3 separate regions of the Homo sapiens genome follow, and regions 2 and 3 are each linked to region 1. A link is an interaction called in ENCODE POLR2A ChIA-PET data of the cell type or tissue named here. Cell type or tissue: CD4-positive, alpha-beta T cell. All regions are shown on one strand.

Region 1 (2,500 bases):
GCTGCAGAAAGGTGGCTTCCAGACAAGGGCAGAGGAGGCTGCACGAGAGGTTCTGCAGGCTTACTTACTTTTAATCTGCTAGGTTCTTCTAATCTGCTTGCTGCTGCTTTGCATATATTTATGGTTTGAGTGCCTTCTCATTCCAACTCTTGAAGTGAATTAGTCCCAGGGATTGAAGTCAGGGAGGCTTCTCTTGCATGAACTAATCAGCAGGGCAGGACCTGAGTGTACCTTGCATGGTCTCTTTCCCAAACTGGGGGCTTCCAGAATAGAGGCTGACACAGATCAGGCTCTGAATCTGGATAGAGATTCAAACCCAAATAGACAGCACCAAGCTTCAAGCCAAATACAATTGTGAATAAAATAAATAAGTGAAAGTAATGGATGAATATTTTTATGTTGATAGGTATCACCAAGCTTATGCTCTCAGCTCAATGGCCTGGCCACACACTGCTTAAACCTCCGGGCTTGGAGACCAGAGCTGTCCCAGAATGCAGTGAGCGTGTATGTTCTACACCGCTGGCCTCGACCATTGCATATAAACACAGGTTTCACTCAAGCTGTTCTGCAAAGGAATATAGGAATGCAGGTTATTTACCAGTGAAAGAGTGTTTTAAGTGTGTTTAGAGGTGTAGACTGCGGTGGTTTTGCATATGTGAGGTAACCAATCATAGGATATGATTTTAAGGTCCAGAGCATGCTAGGGTTCTACCCACACTACTTCCCATTCATGAAATAGCTGATGCCTGAAATGCCCTGTGACCTTTACAATCATTTGGCTTAAGGGTAAGAATATTTCTAGAAGGAACAGTTCATTAAAGCTTATTAATTACCTCTAGAATAGATGATCCTATAGTATCAAATTCCTGAGAACTGTTTTGGAGGAAGAAAGAACAAAGGTTTAAGGTGCCTGAGGAGATATTTTAGAAAGAGAAATGGGTACAGTGAGTTCCCCTCACTTTTCTGCATCAGACCAGCTCTGGGTGAAGATGAGAATTGGAGAGGCAGGAAGAGAGGGGAGCAAGGGAATTGGGCAGTATGGATGACCTCGAGTTCCGCCTTCTCTTTCCTGCCCAGTTGCCCTTCACTTCAGCCTGCATGTTGCTGGAGCATAGACGCCAGACTGGGTTTGGTTATCTTTGTCACCTGGAGGGGAAGGGGGTGTGGTTTTATTTTAACACGGCTTCCTTTGCTGCTTGGGTGTTGCTCTCACAAGTGTTAACTTGCCCTGTTTGTTGGAACCGAGTAGTTGCTCCCTAAGCCCTTGTATTTCAGCAGAAAGAAGAAAAAAGCATCTCTTTGAAGGGAAGGTGGGTGAAAAAGAAAGCCACATTAAAAAGCCAGCCCGTGTTAAATTTGGGCTTGCTCCTATTTGTAAGAGGTTTAAAAATACCCTGGGCCCTTTTCTGCTTTTGCACGCTTATTTAGCAGTTTGCCCCCATTTCCAAGCAGCCCCTTGTAAAGGCGCTTCCTCTGCTCGTACACCAGCTGAGAGCTTTTGTACCTGTTCTCTGAAAGATTCAGTGGCTCTAGAAACTCCTGTTAGAAGCTTGAAGACTCTGGCCCCAGCTAGGAAAGAAGATCTGACTTCAAACATGAGAAACACTAATGAAGAATTCTTCATCCTGCTCCACCCACCCCAGCACACGCCCCAATCAAACAAACCTAAACCCACACTTCAGGGGTGTGTCCCCGCCACCCCCAGCTACTTATTCAAAGATAAGTTGACTTAATTGTTGTTGTGAGAGAATGGTGAAGTGTGCTTATTCCATGTGGGGTGGGGGTTTAAAACAGTTGAGCAAGTCAGGGAGCCATGGAGCTCTTCCTAGGAAATAAAATCCTTTGTGTGTCCTATAGGAATGAGTTTTAAAATCTGGTGCTCAAAATGGAACAACAAATGGGAGCAGACACCAGTAAAGAATGGGTTAAATATAATATGATGTAACCATAAATAGATAACTGAACAGTTGCAAAAAAAAGAATGAGGAAGCTTTTTGGGCACTGACATGGAACAATTACCAAGAGATATTAAGTCACACAAAAGCGAGGTATGGCACAATGTGGATAGCCTGCTGCTGCTGTATAAAATATCTCCCCTATACACACAGATTATCTAAAATCCACAAGACAGGATAAATTTTACACTGGCTCCCAGTGCCCTAGAAGGTTTGAGCCCCAGGTCTCCTCAAGTGTAACCTTCCCAATATTGGCCTTATTGACTTTCTTCCTCTTCCTTTCCTCATTCTCCTATCAGATTAGTTGCCTTTGGGAGGGAAACTTCATGCCTGGGGAACCAGGTCAGAAAGACATTTCATGGCCTATCTTTTTGTACTCTTTGCATTTTAAAATGTAAATGTGTTGCCTATTTAGAAAATAATAATATGGTTTAAATTAGGTGGTCAAAAGCTTAATGGAGTAGCAAGCCTAATTCTGGGGGTGCAAATCTCCCACCTGCCAATGGCAAATCTGGTTAATCCAGCCAGCAACCATCCCCTAGGCA
Region 2 (2,500 bases), 65 kb after region 1:
TGTAGCAGAAGCTGCAAGCAGGCTGGGTAGAACAACAAGGTAGAAAGATACTGAGAACACTGGGTGTCTGGAGTATTCCAGGACAGGATGGTGTAGGGTGGGAGCTTGAGGGACTGGGCAAAATAATCCCCAAAAGAGAAAAGACCATATCAGTCTTAATTTTCCCTAATTTAACCAGGTCTGAGCAAATGTCTGAATTTATGTCTGCATTGCAGAAAAATATTCACAGCTGTTGAAAGTAGATTTTGAGACTGGAGCACAGTTCCATTAATAGTTCAGTCATGAGAATAAAAGGTAAAATAAAAAGCTAAGAGTCTTGTTACAAAAACAAATTAATAAATAAAACTTCTGGGTTTGTAGTTAGAAAGACCTAAGGAATCATGATTGAATCACTTGATTTTATAATTCCCCATTTCTTAAAGGGAAGGCCCAAAGCCCTCAGAAAAGGAATCATGGAGAAGAGATTGTAGCAAGAACCACACTTCCGTCCCAAAACACTCGCATATATAAACACGCACACACACACAAAGTATGGTACCTGGCACGTGAGAACTGGTATCATAGGGGAACGTGGCCTCCACCAACATATTTAATAGCACATTGGCAACATTTGTACTTTCACTTTTCAAATAACTTGAAACTGAAAACTTAGGGTAAGGCCAGAAGTTTTAAGTCAGTGACTTCTCTTTCCCCAACCAATGGCTAAGTCACTTTAGGACAATTCTCACTTGAGGTGGGCCAAGGAGCAGCTTGTCACTAGACCAAAATTCTGACCCCATGACGCTCAGGTTTGTAACTTGTAGTTGATAGGACAGCTAAAAGGTTAGCACTTCCTTAGAGCATCAACAATATAGTTAGAGTTGGTTATTTACCATCTTTACCTCACCCAGCTCCTCATAATGGGTAATAACCAGCTAGCTGAACTGTTTAGGGTACAAAATCTATTATGTTATATTATGGGTAGGCAGTGTAGCAAAGTGGTGATAAGCTTGAGCTCCAGCATCACACTGACTTGAAACCTAGCTCACGGGTGTGTTCTTGGATGAGTTACTTAACCTTTCTAAGCCTTAAGTTCCTCATCTATAAAGCAAGAACAAATAACAATGGTAATTCATCACAAAGTTTGTTTGTGAGGATAAAGTGAAATGTATTCTTACTTTTTTTAATATACTTTAAGTTCTAGGGTACATGTGCACAATGTGCAGGTTTGTTTCATATGTATACATGTGCCATGTCGGTGTGCTGCACCCATTAACTCGTCATTTACATTAGGTATATCTCCTAATGCTATCACTCCCCCCTCCTCCCACCCCATAACAGGCCCCAGTGTGTGATGTTCCCCACCCTGTGTCCAAGTGTTCTCATTGTTCAATTCCCACCTATGAGTGAGAACATGCGGAGTTTTGTTTTCTGTCCTTGAGATAGTTTGCCCAGAATGATGGTTTCCAGCTTCATCCATGTCCCTACAAAGGACATGAACTCATCCTGTCTTATGGCTGCATAGTATTCCATGGTGTATATGTGCCACATTTCCTTCATCCAGTCTATCATTGATGGACATTTCGGTTGGTTCCAAGTCTTTGCTATTGTGAATAGTGCCACAATAAACATACGTGTGAATGTGTCTTTATAGCAGCATGATTTATAATCCTTTGGGTATATACCCAGTAATGGGATTGCTGGGTCAAATGGTATTTCTAGTTCTAGATCCTTGAGGAATTGCCACACTGTCTTCCACAATGGTTGAACCAGTTTACAGTCCCAAACAATAGTGTAAAAGTGTTCCTATTTCCCCACATCCTCTCCAGCACCTGTTGCTTCCTGACTTTTTAATGATCGCCATTCTAACTGGTGTGAGATGATATCTCACTGAGGTTTTAATTTGCATTTCTCTGATGGCCAATGATGAGGAGCATTTTTTCATGTGTCTGTTGGTTGCATAAATATCTTCTTTTGAGAAGTGTCTGTTCATATCCTTTGCCTACTTTTTGATGGGGTTGTTCGATTTTTTCTTGTAAATTTGTTTAAGTTCTTTGTAGATTCTGGATATTAGCCCTTGGTCAGATGGGTAGATTGTAAAAATTTTCTCCCATTCTGTAGGTTGCCTGTTCATTCTGATGGTAGTTTCTTTTACTGTGCAGAAGCTCTTTAGTTTAATTAGATCCCATTTGTCAATTTTGGCTTTTGTTGCCATTGCTTTTGGTGTTTTAGACATGAAGTCCTTGCCCATGCCTATGTCCTGAATGGTATTGCCTAGGTTTTCTTCTAGGGTTTTTATGGTTTTAGGTCTAACATTTAAGTCTTTAATCCATCTTGAATTCATTTTTGTATAAGGTGTAAGGAAGGGATCCAGTTTCAGCTTTCTACCTATGGCTAGCCAGTTTTCCCAGCACCATTTATTAAACAGGGAATCCTTTCCCCATTTCTTGTTTTTGTCAGGTTTGTGAAAGATCGGATGGTTGTAGATGTGTGGTATTATTCCTGAGGACTCTGTTCTGTT
Region 3 (2,500 bases), 75 kb after region 1:
GACTTGTGAAATACAAACTCTATATTCACAGAGAACATGGTTATCCTCGGGGTTGAACTGAGACAATCTCACTTCCCAATTCCAAAGCCAGAGAGCACAAAAGAGATGAACATAGAAGATAAATTATTTTATCCCATGTTATACTTCCATGGGAAGTATGGGGAGACGGCTTTCTCCCTATGAGAGTTTCACTCCTTATTCTCATGACAAAGAATCAAGCTGAAAAAAATATGCTTAAGCCCTGTGTGGGATGAGGAAGATTGTGCTTTGGCAGAGAGGTAGTGGGAAAACTGAAAATCAAGAAGCAAAATGCTTGTAATCTGTGTATGAAGTGGACTACTTTAGGACACCTTAAATATGGGTAAAGTATGACCCCTTTTGAGGGAGAAAAAAAATTTTGCAGCCTTTAAGGATGCATCTGCAGATGATCGCAGTTTGAGAAACACCCACCCACATTGATTTGCAATGATTTTCTCCACTGCTCACATGCAAGTTTATCTATTAATACTCAGGAGTTTTCATTTCAATACTACGCTTATCACAGTAATTTTAAAAATGCATATTAAATTAAACAGTTTTGTACTCAGAAAACCACATCCTTTGGCTGGTCCTGGCAATTTGAATCTTTCTATGAACGCTTTTTTCCAGCTTTTACCCTTGTATCTTCGTAGGTGTTAAATTATTAAGTAGCGTTAATGCAGTAAGGTGCTGGGTATACAATAGGAGTCTTAAAAATAGTGGTTGCATTACGAAACTGGTTTTAGCATTTAAATTATTGCTCTTCGGATTGCAATGCCAGGCTTTTGAAAGAGGCCCAGTGCTGAATTTTAATTAACTCAGCCTTCTTCTCAGCAGCCTTCATCTCAAGCACCCAAAGGCAAACTTGGCAGTGGTGTTAATTTAATCACATCCAAAGTGGAGCGAGGGATTTAAGTAACTCACGGGGGACTCTTCAAGGTGTGAAACCTCTCGGACTCTGTGAAGGCAAAAAGATTAAGTCAGACTTGAAACTTTACTTACACCTTGGCAGGTGGGGAGGAGACAGAATCAGAGAATAAGCTCCTGAGTGTTGTAGTTCAGCAAAGCGTTCTACTCTTCCTTACCTCTGCATATTCCTCTTCTCTAAAACACCTCCTCCTCTTTTGCCTCACTTGTGTTCAGCTCACTATTTATCTCACTCTACTTGTTAGCCTAGGCCTCATTTCCTCTGAGAGGTTAGCACTTCATCAGCCAAGATATTGGGTAGGTGCCCCTTGGATGTCATGGTGTAGCACTTATTAGGTAACCGAAACATTCACTGTTGTAGGCCCACAGCCTGGCACAGAAGAAGCACTCAAAACCCTAATGTGTCTTCAGTGCCTCTGCATGCAAGCTGTAGGTCATGGCATATAATCATCGCAAAGTTCTATTAGGTAGGTGTTGTTTGTACCCAATTTTACAAACAGGCTTAGAAAAGTTATTGACTGCTTAGAGTCACATTACTAAGAAGCATTAGGGCTGAGAGTTCAACTCAATCTAACTCCAAAGGTCACACATTTAACCACCATGCCATTCTGCCACCCAAACATTTGCAAAAAAAAAGATATTGTTTGATGAAGTTGAACAAAGTAGATTCACCAGCAAATTACCTTTGCTCCTGCAACTTACCTTTGCTGGCCTCACTCTCTGTTTTTGTAAACCTATTCAGGCCATAATCAGAAAGCAATAAGTTCTATGCCAGAATGAGTCAAAATAGCATTTATTTATTGAATAGGTACATGCAAATAATACAAAATAAAAGTTTCAAAAGGAGGGACAATGAAAAGTAAGAGTCCCCTGACTCAGAGCCACTGAGTTCCCTTTTCCAGAAGTAATCATCAAGATCTGTTGTTATCATGGGAGATAGACAGAGATCTGTATTTTGTAAACTGTGATCCCAACCCAGTAATGGATGGATTTAGTGGGTTCTGACCAGCGTATTTTTTAAAGTCATAATAGAAAAAGAAACAAATGTGAAGGATGAGAATGAAGCACATGTAGTAAGGGTAAATGTTGTTCGTGTATCTTGTGTTTCAGTTTTACACGTAGCATAAATGTACACCTGATGGTAACAGAGTATAAAATGGCTCCCTTACTGTGAAGCAATGTTTGAAGTAGTTTGAAAGCCACAGACCTGCCAGACCCTTACAGCTTAACATTATGGAGGTCACCTGTACCAAGAACCTTCCATCCCTGCTGCTCATTAGCCTGAGTGACCCCATTAAAACAGAAGTCAGATTCCATCCCTCCTCTGCGCAAACCCTTTCAAGAACTCTCCTCTTACCAGGAGTAAAAGCCATGAGACAACATGTATTTCAATTTGTTTGTTGTGTTAGCATCCTTAAAAAAACACCAACATGAAATTTGATCATATTTAGAGAGACTATTTAGGCCAATCTGACTGAAAATGTGGGTTTTGTGATCCATATAAAAGACTTTGGGGGGCTCTGGAAAGGGCCTTTGAAGAGACAGGCAGCACCCT

What was found. Peaks named below come from ENCODE experiments on the same cell type or tissue, not always from the same donor. Only the 100,000 strongest peaks of a DNase experiment are listed, where the experiment ranks them.
Region 2: POLR2A ChIA-PET joins it to region 1 with 9 read pairs; 8 of 35 experiments call an interaction of 5 or more read pairs at or near these places.
Region 3: POLR2A ChIA-PET joins it to region 1 with 6 read pairs; 12 of 35 experiments call an interaction of 5 or more read pairs at or near these places.

Annotation. Positions count from the first base shown.
Region 1 is chr15:38,650,579-38,653,078 of GRCh38, reverse strand. No RefSeq gene overlaps it. Among named protein-coding and RNA genes, the nearest start is that of LINC02694, 45 kb to the left of the region's middle. In CD4-positive, alpha-beta T cell, no CTCF peak of the experiment used is centred here; DNase peaks (open chromatin) are centred at 1,228 and 1,638; H3K4me3 peaks cover 2,310 bases; H3K27ac peaks cover 1,722 bases.
Region 2 is chr15:38,585,526-38,588,025 of GRCh38, reverse strand. No RefSeq gene overlaps it. Among named protein-coding and RNA genes, the nearest start is that of RASGRP1, 22 kb to the right of the region's middle. In CD4-positive, alpha-beta T cell, no CTCF peak of the experiment used is centred here; no DNase peak of the experiment used is centred here.
Region 3 is chr15:38,575,779-38,578,278 of GRCh38, reverse strand. No RefSeq gene overlaps it. Among named protein-coding and RNA genes, the nearest start is that of RASGRP1, 12 kb to the right of the region's middle. In CD4-positive, alpha-beta T cell, no CTCF peak of the experiment used is centred here; no DNase peak of the experiment used is centred here; H3K27ac peaks cover 765 bases.